Regions from separate parts of the Homo sapiens genome. Here regions 2 and 3 are each linked to region 1. Evidence: read pairs that join two places in POLR2A ChIA-PET (ENCODE). Cell type or tissue: HepG2. All regions are shown on one strand. Region 1 holds the start of SNORA116 (small nucleolar RNA, H/ACA box 116). Region 2 has its middle 23 kb from the start of TMEM181. Region 3 has its middle 70 kb from the start of GTF2H5.

Region 1 (4,000 bases):
CTCCTGGTTTTCCTGTTACTGTTCTGGCCTCTGCTTTCCGCCTTTCTTTGCTGGCTCTGCCTTTTTTTTGCCTCATCTTTAAATGTTAACGGGCACCAGGCATGCATATTTTTCTGTATTTCCTCTCTATGTTGGCTTTAAATCTCCCTACATGCTATGACTCCAGATACCTCTCTCTGTCTGCCATCTCCTTCTAGTTCCAGACTTCATTCTCCAACTTGATATATGAGATACAAAAGTGGACACCAGTCAGGCCTCGCAGACTATCGGTCACCCAGACAGAACTCATTTCCCCCCGCCCCTTGAACCTCAGATCAGTTCCATGCACTGTTTCCCCATTTTAGTAGATGGCCCAAGACCAGCCAGTCAGTTCAGCTCTCAACTCAGGAATCTCCCTGCGCTTCCCTTGTCCCCAAGTCTTGTTATTAGCAAGACCTCCCACTGTATCTGACTTCCAGATAATATCTGAAACGTGCTCACTTCACCACCATGCCTAGCATAAACCTCCTCATGAATCTCTTGACTTAAACTCTACTATTTTTCTATTGTGGAGGACTCAACAATCTATGTTAAGTTTTTTAAGTGTTTTAAAAATATTATAAAAATTTACTTCTAAAGTACTTTTCTTTTTCCTAAAAACATTGTATGACACATCTTAATTCCAAAAAGGATGGGAATTTCTAGATTGTAAGAATGGTCTCCCTTGCAGTTGAAAGACCCTCCTAGTACCATTGTCTGATTCACCCTCTCCTGAAGAAGGCCCAGAGCCACTGGGGACTGGCAAGCCAGGTTCTGTGTCCACCTCACTGTGCATAGTGATGACCAACTTTCTCAACATTCAGAGAGGTTAGAAAACCATTTTATTTTGAAACATTTATACAGTATTTAAAGTACTTAATCTGTACAACAGTTTTAGTGGGAAAAGTTGACTCATTTTGGATTAAAGCCAGCAAAAACTCACTGCAGCTCTTTTATCTCTCATAAATTCTACATAGAAAGTGACTTTTAGTAGATTTGTGACCAACTAAGGTATTATAATGGTGGATATAATGGAGGGCTGTTTTATTTCCTTTAGTGATGGCCTGTTCTTTTTTCCTTTCTGTTTCTGTTTTTCCATATCTTGATTCCAAGAAGTTCTAGCTTTACCTGTCCAAGTCATTCATTAGTTTACTCAAGTCAGTAGTAAGTTGAAAATAATAATTCTCTTCTATCAGAGTTGTAGAACCTGAGATAATATGTTTTTGGAAGGGCTGTGAAAATGGTATATAAGTGATGAAATAGTAAAGTACTCTATACCCTTTGTACTTAAAGTAATATACTTAAGTATATTACTTTCCAGTCCTTACAATACCACTTAGTACCTGGAAATTCAGTTACTGTTCTGACTCATGAGGTTAGAAACAGTGTTTGTTGATTTTTGTTCCTCAGTTTAGATTTGAAAACACATGCATTAATTTTTAGCAGGTATTTACTGCATCTCTGTTGTGTGCCAGGTGCTGCGTGTATTTGCCACTGTCGGGGGGCAAGAGAAGTCCCAGCTTATACCTCATGGAATCTACAGTCTAGCATGAGGGTGAAACGTGGACTTCGCCTTCCTCTATTTGCATTTCCATTAGGAAGAGAAAGCAAGCTTTCAATTGTTCAAAGAATGAAGAATGAGGCTTCCTAGAGATTGTGTGGTGAAGATGATCTTTGAGCAGGGCCTTGAGAAATACTTAGGATTTAGCACGTTTAGCGCGTGCTTTTCTCAGTGGTGCAAGAAGATTAAGCCACATTCTGGCTTTAGAGAGGCATTTCTGAGAGAGATGAAGGACACTTCGTTCCCCAGCCCCAACCTAAGCATGTGACTGTACTCACCTTGTCAGATGCTGTTGGAACCTGGCTGACAAGGACAAGGACCTATGCATTTTTTCCTGCCCTGGAACAAAATTGCCCTTGTTGGACAGGCAGTGATGTTCTGTGCGCCTTTTGACTATACTGTGAAATGTTTGTGGTTTGTAATGGGGATTTTATCCATCTGAGCATGCTACACTTTTTATTAGTTTCCATGGCAGATGGTTAAACTAGGGTGCTGCCTTAATAATTTGACTTATGCAGGTGCTCAGATATGACTGTTTCTGTGCTTAATGTATTCAGCATGTGGTTGTAGTCGTTTGAAAAGTTACATAATCATGTGTTCATGACCTGAGTTAGAGATAATTTATTAGTGACTCAGCATTAATGACTCATTTTATGCAACTCTTCTGGTAAAGCAACGTTTCTGTTCATGTGAGCATATTGTAGCATGCTAGGTGACCACATCTACCTTGTTTCCTTCCTAGGTAGTACCTTTAGGTATTCCATTACAGGAGGGCTGCCCCACTCCCGGAGGTGCATTGAATACAGAGAGGGCATAGTTGGTGGAGAAAAGCCCTCCTTGGGATCATCTGTAGCTGGTAATAGGGACTGAGAAGCTCAGGGCTACATCATGGTTGAATGTTTGTGGATTCAGTGATCTGCATGGCAGGTTTCAAAACCATATAATGTTAAGAGATATGAATTGCAAAACCACAACCCCTCAGACTTTTCTATACAGTAAGTCCTCAATATTGTTAAGTTCTTGGAAACTGCAGCTTTAGGTGAAACAACACTTAGTATGTAGTATATACGTAGGATCTTTTTTCTTGTTTATATCAGTTAGCTTAAGGTAAAATTGTTTTCATATGCAGGTCATTTTTGCTTAAAGTTCAGCTTCTAAGAACCTATCCTTGAAGTTAAGTGAGGACTTAACTGTACTTTTTGCAGGTAAATTTACTGTATTGAGCGAAATGAATAGTGGAAACTTACCTAGTTTTTTACCCTGGAAAGGAATTTAAACCGATAAAATGCACTTACTAGAATTTGATGGATGTTCCGCTTTTATCTGCCAGCTTTATCACGAAGGATTTCCTCAGTGGGAACACTGAGAGAAAGGATCTGCATAGTGGGACTGGAAGGGTGGAGTAGTGTGTGAATGAAGTCAACTAGGTATTTAAAAAATATTCTTACATTCCCTGACTATAGCCATAATTAACGTCATTGTCCTGGTGAGTCTGTCTTCTTTTTTTAGACCAAGTCTGAAGAAATGGGTGGCAGATGTTGTACTGTTCTGATGTACTGCAGAGTGCTATAGTAGGTCAGAGGATGAAGCACTGTGGACCAGTGTGGTCAGGGAAGCTTCCTGCAGAGTCAGGGAGTGAGCTGGACCTTAATGTTCATTTCGGTTCCGTAAACATTTGAGAGCTCGCTCTAGGCTAGACTCTGTTGGGCTTTGGCTCTACAGTGGTGAAAAAGGCACTGTTCCTGCCCAGATGGATCGTCTATCGTGTGTCAGAGGGTGGATATTGTTTGCATGGATATAATGTTGTCTTTGCTGATGACAATTGCCATATATATTCCTGTAATTTGTGTGTGTGTGCTATGTCCATTATTTAGTGTAGCCCTCATAACATCTCTCTACAGCTTTGTATTAATATCCTTGCTGTACAGTTGGGGAACCTGAGGTTCTGAGATGTTAATGAAATTGTCTGAGGTTGCAGAGCCAGATGATGGCAGATCTGAGATTTGAATTTGTGTCTGTGTGTTTTTCTATCTATAAGACACTGCTTCAAAAAGGTGAAGGGAAGAGGCACCCTTAAACAGAGTTATGAATGACTGTGGTATGTGTGTGTTTTGGACATGGAAGAGTTTGGTGAAGTGTTGGAGAGTAGTGGAAAGCAAAGCGGGATCGACAGGTGGGACCAGACATACATAGTCATGATTATAAACAATAGTAATAAATGTTTGTGGCATGAAAGAAGACAGTGCTTTTGGTTTGGGCCGTATTCCAAGACCATAAGAAGACTCTCATATTCAAATAGAATTGTCAAAAAATCAAATGTGAGTGTAAAAATTACCATTCAATTCAGTGCATTTTTTCACCAATGTGGATAACTGACAGTTGACAGCACTGGCTATGCTTAATCAATTATGGAAATAATAG
Region 2 (4,000 bases), 210 kb after region 1:
CCTGCCTCGGCCTCCCAAAGTGCTGGGATTACAGGCATGAGCCACCGTTCCCGGCCGTGTGTGTGTGTTTTATCTCGAATTTCTAGTGATTTGTAGTAAAAGAGCTGACAAAATAGATTAGTACCTCACAGTGCTGGAGCCAGATGTGTATTATCCTCGAGGGGCTACTGTACTTCAAAGAGGGAGGAAAAAAAACTAGGCTTGAGAAGCTAAGGAAGGCTCCGTAGAGGATTTTTAAGTGTTTTGATGTATCTTGGAGATTGGCCTATATACCTCCTAAAAATAAGCTCTCTGTAGCCAATGATACAATGTTTAAAATATGGCACATGCTGAACTCACAGTCTCTCTCATTTCAGAAAACAAATCTGCATGTGTGTTCTCTGAAGTTCTTCTTAGTGCGGCTCTTGATGCACTATATTTTGAATATTACCAAACCTGAGCTCTTTAAAAAAAAAATACTGAGGCCGGGCGCGGTGGCTCACGCCTGTAATCCCAGCACTTTGGGAGGCCGAGGCGGGTGGATCATGAGGTCAGGAGATCGAGACCATCCTGGCTAACAAGGTGAAACCCCGTCTCTACTAAAAATACAAAAAATTAGCCGGGCACGGTGGCGGGCGCCTGTAGTCCCAGCTACTCGGGAGGCTGAGGCAGGAGAATGGCGTGAACCCGGGAAGCGGAGCTTGCAGTGAGCCGAGATTGCGCCACTGCAGTCCGCAGTCCGACCTGGGCGACAGAGCGAGACTCCGTCTCAAAAAAAAAAAATACTGAGATGATTAAACACAAATGCTCATGTTAATGAATTAAGGCTAAAACCTAACTGTGCGCAATGCAAGATGATCAGCAGTTATGGGAAGATGTGCAAGCCCTGATAGGGAGCCTGGCTAGCATACAAAAGCTGTTCCAAAATGTAAAGGGAGGGAATAAAAATACAGAGCAAGGAAGAGTGGGTGGAGTGACAGAGTAGGCACAGACAGCAGGAAACATGGGAATGCTGAGACCACTGGCACCTGAGTGGTCATTAGACTTGCCTGTGGAGTTTGGACAAATACAGATTCCTGGGATCGATATTCCACAATTATTTAGGTTCAATTGTGTAGGTTTTGTCCCTAAAAGTAAGAGGTTTCCCCCAGTGCAGGCAGGATCAACCTTGCGTGGAAACCTGCCCTGGGTTCAGTTGGAAATGCACTAACATCGTCTGGAAAGACTGTTTTTCCACCTATTATTGGAAAAATTCACAAGAGGAGATCACACCACGCTTTGGAGAAGCCATTCCGTAGAAGACGTGTTAACTGGTTAACTATAGTTTGCACACTAGTGTTGAGCTTGTAGAAGGTGAGAAACTCCTCTGCCTAGACTTTTTTTGGTGGTTTTAGTACATGTGGGAAGAAGCACCTCACTTGGACACACTTCATTTAAAAATAATATTTATTATGACTATAACCCTAATGGGCTTAGTTTTAAATGTTTCTGCATTCGGCCAAGTGGAGCCCAAGAAGCCAGAAGTCGCCCGCGGGAGCTGTCCGCGGTGCTGAACGCGGTAGCCGGCTTCAGCCTTTGACCTCCCCAGCAGGAAAGGGCCTTCGGTCCGCCCCCAAGCACCATTTTCCTTCGTGCTCCCACCTCCAGTGTCTTCCCTTCCCAGCGCTGCCAATGGCGAGGGCGGCACTGAGATTTTTGTCCTGGGCGGCAGACGACCTTGTGTTGCACTTCCTCCCCCGCCTTCTGCCTCTCCCGGGGCGGCGGCGGATGGGCGCGGAGGCGGATGGGCGCGGCTCCCTCCCCCACTCAGGCCTCTTCACGGGGCGGGGGGCCGGGTCCCCCAGCCCCCACCCGCGCCGTGTCCAGCTCCTCGCGTGCTCGCGGCGGAGCCCTGAGCGCACTGGGTCCGAGTCCTGCGCGCCCCCTCACCACCTCCCCCGCACCTGCTCCTCCTCCTCGGTCCCGCCCAGCGCGCCAGCAGCCCGATCCCCAGTGCTGGGAGAAGAGAGGGGGCGCAGGCGGCGACACAAAGGGTGGAGCGGCGGGACCGGGACCCGGGAGGCTGCGCGGCATGGACGCCGAGTACCCTGCCTTTGAGCCCCCGCTCTGCAGCGAGCTCAAGCACCTGTGCCGGCGGCTGCGGGAAGCGTACCGCGAGCTCAAGGAGGACCTCACGCCCTTCAAGGATGACCGCTACTACAGGTGGGCGCGGCGCGGGCAGCGGCGGGGCGGCCGGAGGCTTCCGGGCCGCAGTCCCCTCCGGGACCCCGGCGCGCCCCGGCCTTGGCCTGGTCCCGCCGACGGCCGCCTCCGCCGGCCGGGCGCGGAGCCTACGGATGGGGACGGGGTCGGGGCGGGGATCTGGGAGGGACCAGGAAGGGGACGGGGAGCAGGGATACTGGCAGCGGCGGGCAGGTTCCTGGATTCAGGGCAGCCCGGCGCCCCCGGGCGAAGGGCCGATTTCCGTTCAGCTGAAACCCAAGCCGAGGCTCCCGCCTCCCCGGAAAGGAGCTGCGGGTTGTGGCTCCTCCCTGCGCCCCGCGTCGTTCTCCCCCCGCGCCCGCCTCGCCGCCCCCGCTCGGGCCTCACGCGGCGCAGTCTGGGGAGGCGACCGCGCGCGCTGCGGCGTCGGGAGGAGGGTCTTGGCCGCAGCTCTGAGCGCCCTAGGCTTTGCAGGACGCCTCGGAGGCGGGGGCGCCGCCAAGGGCTGGGGGCGGATGGGCGCGGCGGGGAAGACGCGGCGGGGCGCCATGCGGGGACACGGCGCCTGGGAGCGGCTGTGTGGAACTTGTTTGCGTTCATCTCTGTCTCCCTCTTCAGCGGCCTAGGGGAGAGCGGTGGGGACTGCAGACCCTGGCGCCGGCCCCCGCCCCCTTCCTCTCTGCGCTCTGCAGTTCGGAGGGGAAGGAAAGTCTGTTCACCGCCAATGGCCGATTTACCCAAAGGCTTGGCGGTGTCGGGACAGGACCCTATCGCGAGTCGGTAGAAAGCTCCCTCACCCCCCCACCTCAACCTTCCCCATCTGTTAAATGGGAAGTCTGAACCAGAAGGTCTCAGAAAGCTGAGGTTTAATCATGATTTACTCACTCTGTGCTAAGGATGGCGAGGGTGTCGCACTGCTATGGGGAACGGGTGGTCATTTTTCTAAGACCTATCCTGTACTCATCATAGGTACCTGCTCAGAAAAAGGCGTGTCACACTTATCCTCACATCTGTTAAAAAACCTAATGCCTTCCCACGGGCTAATCAGCAACGCAGCGGGACCGTGGTCATGGTTACTGAGTGAAAAAGCCCATTTTAAACAAATGTAAAAAATCATGTGATGTAGCTTTGGGGCGAGCCTGGAAATCTGTCTAATGCAGCCTCCTGGAAGACCTGAGGGTATGGGAAAAGAATCCACAGTTTCATATCATACTTGTTAAATAAGATTATTTCCAATCTCCTTTTCTGCTAGTCCCCCGTCCCCCGCCCCCTACTCTGTTTTTTTTTTTCCTATTTATTTATTTATTGAGACAGGGTCTTGCCCTGTCGCCCAGGCTGGAGTGCAGTGGTGCAATCTTGGCTCACTGCATCCTCCACTTCCCTGGCTCAACCAAGCAATCCTTCTACCTCAGCCTCCTGAGTAGCTGGGACCACAGGCCTGTGCCCCATCACCTGATTTTTATATTTTGTTTAGAGATGGAATTTCCCTGTCTTGCCCAGGCTGGTCTCAAACTCCTGGGCTCAAGTGATGCTCCCACCTTGGCCTCCCAAAGTACTGAGATGACAGGCGTGAGCCACCATGCCTGGCCTTTTTTTTTTTTCCTGTATTTTCTTTTCTTGGGAATATTTCTTTGGCAACACAGCTAGTGAAAGTGGAATGATCGCAGTGCAAATAGTCGAGAAGAGAACACACCCCAGTGGTTAATCTCCATCTTTATTCACTGACCAATGTATTCACCTGGTAGTTACTGAGCATTTTTTATGTTCCTGCTGTTGTTCTAGGCGTTGTGAATACAGCGGTGAGCAAGACAGGGTCTCT
Region 3 (4,000 bases), 85 kb before region 1:
TTTTGGAATGCTCAGAAGATTCCACTTTCAGTCACCTAAGGCCTCCATAATTTAAAGTGGAACTTGAACAGAAAGAAGTGTCTTCAGACTCTAGCTGAAATAGTAGAAGTAGTTTCTGTTTAAATCCTGGAAAACCTTAGATAAGGTTTGTGAAGCTGAAAAAAGATCAAATCAGCACACACAGATAAAGGATACAACAGATACCAAGATGGGTAAATGCCCAATTCTTTTCTTTTTTTTTTTTTTTTTTTTTTTTTTTTTTTTTTTTGAGATAGGGTCTTGCTCTGTCACCCAGGCTGGAGTGCAGTGGCCCCATCTCGGCTCACTGCAACCTCCGCCTCCCAGTTTCAAGCGATTCTGCCTCAGCCACCCGAGTAGCTGGGACTACAGGTGCGTGCCACCACACCCAGCTAATTTTTGTATGTTTAGTAGAGACAGGGTTTCACTGTGTTGGCCAGGCTGGTCTCAAACTCCAGACCTTGTGATCTGCCCACCTCAGCCTCCCAAAGTGCTGGGATTACAGGTGTGAGCCACCGTGCCCGGCCATATTTTCAGTCCTCATAATCTGTACAAAGCTATGAGGCAACCAGTAGGCCATATCTCACTAGGCAGACTTTGAGGAAGATGTTTTCCATTTGAAACACAAGGAATTATTTATGAAAATATGGAGATGAAGAGGGAGCAGTTCTGTGCTTCTTGCTGTATTACCTTTATTATATTCCTAATGTTACCGAGACTAGTTTAAAAACAGCCTTCAACAAGAATATTCTCATCACCAGCCACCTTTTCCACCTTTCTTCTTTTTCTGTTGCTGTTTCTTTTTTGTTGCTGGAGCCCCTGCAGGTCTCTGGTGTCTTGGGGGTATGATGTTACTTGTAGAGGCAGATAGTGTCGCTGCACTGCCAGGTCTTGGGGAGGTGGGTGGGCTACTCACAGTTTTTCTGGCATCCAGTTCAGATGAAGCTCCTGCAGTTGCTCCCTGGGTCCCTTTTCCCATCTGATCCTTCTTTTTACCCTTCTTTCTTCCCTGGTAGAAAGAACATTCTTGCATTGGCAGCCATCTTTCTGGATCTGGGGTAAGTTTTGGGTCATAATTCTTAGGCAATTTTCCCTTCTTTTTCTTTTTCAAATCTCCCTTTCCTTGTTCCTTTGGTTGACTATCTCTAGTAACTTTTCCACCCTTCCAAATGTATGTAGCACCAGGAGAATTTTCAAGAGCCTCAACATCTACTTTTAGAGACATACTATCTGATGATGGCAAATGTTTACTAAGAGCTGTGCCTTTCTCTGGATCTGCAAGTGAGTAAGCAGAAATAAACTGTGCCAGGGTATGAATATCTTTTGGATTTTGTTTCCATAGCTGTTCTAGGTCACTAATTGCCTCCTCCCGCCCATATTTGAGCTTGAAGTTTGCAGCTTCTTTTATCAAGGACAAATGAGCAGGAGATTTGAGCTGATGGTTTTGATACCACCAGATAGCTTGTGTGAAGACATCAGTGGTACTATTAAATCTTCTTCATGGCTACACATGGTCACTAATGCAGACACCATGCCTGGTTTCTGCTTTAACTCCTCTCTGCTTCTCAATATTAGACATGCTAAGAAATATTCTCTTGAGAAATTTTCAACTGTGCCATGGTCAGCTTAATTTCAATTGCATTTTCTTGATGCTGATCTGAAAATTCCTGAAGCAGCTCTATTGCTTTTGTGTGCTGCTTTTCACGCAGAGCTGGGCACCTTGGGTTAACATAGGTGAGAGATGCTCGGGACTTTGGGAATGTAAACTGGCAGATATTTTGAGGCATTGTTCGGCCTGGTTTGTGTACATAGCAAGTAATGCCTTGTTAAATTGTTTTTTTTTTTTTTTTTAAATTTATTTTTTTATTGATAATTCTTGGGTGTTTCTCACAGAGGGGGATTTGGCAGGGTCATGGGACAATAGTGGAGGGAAGGTCAGCAGATAAACAAGTGAACAAAGGTCTCTGGTTTTCCTAGGCAGAGGACCCTGCGGCCTTCCGCAGTGTTTGTGTCCCTGATTACTTGAGATTAGGGATTGGTGATGACTCTTAAGGAGCATGCTGCCTTCAAGCATCTGTTTAACAAAGCACATCTTGCACCGCCCTTAATCCATTTAACCCTGAGTGGACACAGCACATGTTTCAGAGAGCACAGGGTTGGGGGTAAGGTCACAGATCAACAGGATCCCAAGGCAGAAGAATTTTTCTTAGTGCAGAACAAAATGAAAAGTCTCCCATGTCTACTTCTTTCTACACAGACACGGCAACCATCCGATTTCTCAATCTTTTCCCCACCTTTCCCGCCTTTCTATTCCACAAAGCCGCCATTGTCATCCTGGCCCGTTCTCAATGAGCTGTTGGGCACACCTCCCAGACGGGGTGGTGGCCGGGCAGAGGGGCTCCTCACTTCCCAGTAGGGGTGGCCGGGCAGAGGCGCCCCTCACCTCCCGGACGAGGCGGCTGGCCGGGCGGGGGGCTGACCCCCCCACCTCCCTCCCGGACGGGGCGGCTGGCCGGGCAGAGGGGCTCCTCACTTCCCAGTAGGGGCGGCCGGGCAGAGGCGCCCCTCACCTCCCGGACGAGGCGGCTGGCCGGGCGGGGGGCTGACCCCCCCCACCTCCCTCCCGGACGGGACGGCTGGCCGGGCGGGGGGCTGACCCCCCCACCTCCCTCCCGGACCGGGCGGCTGGCCGGGCAGAGGGGCTCCTCACTTCCCAGTAGGGGCGGCCGGGCAGAGGCGCCCCTCACCTCCCGGACGGGGCGGCTGGCCGGGCAGGGGGGCTGACACCCCCCACCTCCCTCCCGGACGGGGCGGCTGGCCGGGCGGGGGGCTGACCCCCCCACCTCCCTCCCGGACGGGGCGGCTGGCCGGGTGGGGGGCTGACCCCCCCACCTCCCTCCCGGACGGGGAGGCTGGCCGGGCAGAGGGGCTCCTCACTTCCCAGTAAGGGCAGCCGGGCAGAGGCGCCCCTCACCTCCCGGACGGGGCGGCTGGCCGGGCAGGGGGGCTGACCCCCCCCACCTCCCTCCCGGACGGGGCGGCTGGCCGGGTGGGGGGCTGACCCCCCCACCTCCCTCCCGGACCGGGCGGCTGGCCGGGCAGAGGGGCTCCTCACTTCCCAGTAGGGGCGGCCGGGCAGAGGCGCCCCTCACCTCCCAGACGGGGCGGCTGGCCGGGCGGAGGGCTGACCCCCCCACCTCCCTCCCGGACAGGGCGGCTGGCCGGGCGGGGGGCTGACCCCCCCACCTCCCTCCCGGACGGGGCGGCTGGCCGGGCAGAGGGGCTCCTCACTTCCCAGTAGGGGCGGCCGGGCAGAGGCGCCCCTCACCTCCCGGACGGGGCGGCTGGCCGGGCAGGGGGGCTGACCCCCCCCACCTCCCTCCCGGACGGGGCGGCTGGCTGGGCGGGGGGCTGACCCCCCCACCTCCCTCCCGGACGGGGCGGCTGGCCGGGCGGGGGGCTGACCCCCCCACCTCCCTCCCGGACGGGGCGGCTGGCCGGGCAGAGGGGCTCCTCACTTCCCAGTAGGGGCGGCCGGGCAGAGGCGCCCCTCACCTCCCAGACGGGGCGGCTGGCCGGGCGGAGGGCTGTCCCCCCCACCTCCCTCCCGGACAGGGCGGCTGGCCGGGCGGGGGGCTGACCCCCCCACCTCCCTCCCGGACGGGGCGGCTGGCCGGGCAGAGGGGCTCCTCACTTCCCAGTAGGGGTGGCCGGGCAGAGGCGCCCCTCACCTCCCGGACGGGGCGGCTGGCCGGGCGGGGGGCTGACTCCCCCACCTCCCTCCCGGACCGGGCGGCTGGCCGGGCAGAGGGGCTCCTCACTTCCCAGTAGGGGCGGCCGGGCAGAGGCGCCCCTCACCTCCCAGACGGGGCGGCTGGCTGGGCGGAAGGCTGACCCCCCCACCTCCCTCCCGGACAGGGCGGCTGGCCGGGCGGGGGGCTGACCCCCCCACCTCCCTCCCGGACGGGGGCGGCTGGCCGGG

What was found. Peaks named below come from ENCODE experiments on the same cell type or tissue, not always from the same donor. Only the 100,000 strongest peaks of a DNase experiment are listed, where the experiment ranks them.
Region 2: POLR2A ChIA-PET joins it to region 1 with 6 read pairs; 2 of 35 experiments call an interaction of 5 or more read pairs at or near these places.
Region 3: POLR2A ChIA-PET joins it to region 1 with 5 read pairs; 7 of 35 experiments call an interaction of 5 or more read pairs at or near these places.

The regions. Positions count from the first base shown.
Region 1 is chr6:158,321,241-158,325,240 of GRCh38, forward strand. All of the region lies in intron 1 of TULP4 (TUB like protein 4), which reads left to right. SNORA116 (small nucleolar RNA, H/ACA box 116) reads left to right here and starts at 1,742; the gene lies at 1,742-1,888. RefSeq lists an enhancer at 2,101-2,170. In HepG2, no CTCF peak of the experiment used is centred here; DNase peaks (open chromatin) are centred at 1,711 and 2,201.
Region 2 is chr6:158,534,685-158,538,684 of GRCh38, forward strand. It overlaps a transcript of TMEM181 not described here. Among named protein-coding and RNA genes, the nearest start is that of TMEM181, 23 kb to the right of the region's middle. RefSeq lists an enhancer at 2,393-2,687. In HepG2, no CTCF peak of the experiment used is centred here; DNase peaks (open chromatin) are centred at 1,577 and 2,467; H3K4me3 peaks cover 1,926 bases.
Region 3 is chr6:158,236,564-158,240,563 of GRCh38, forward strand. It overlaps a transcript of TULP4 not described here and the pseudogene SRP72P2. Among named protein-coding and RNA genes, the nearest start is that of GTF2H5, 70 kb to the left of the region's middle. In HepG2, no CTCF peak of the experiment used is centred here; no DNase peak of the experiment used is centred here; H3K4me3 peaks cover 458 bases.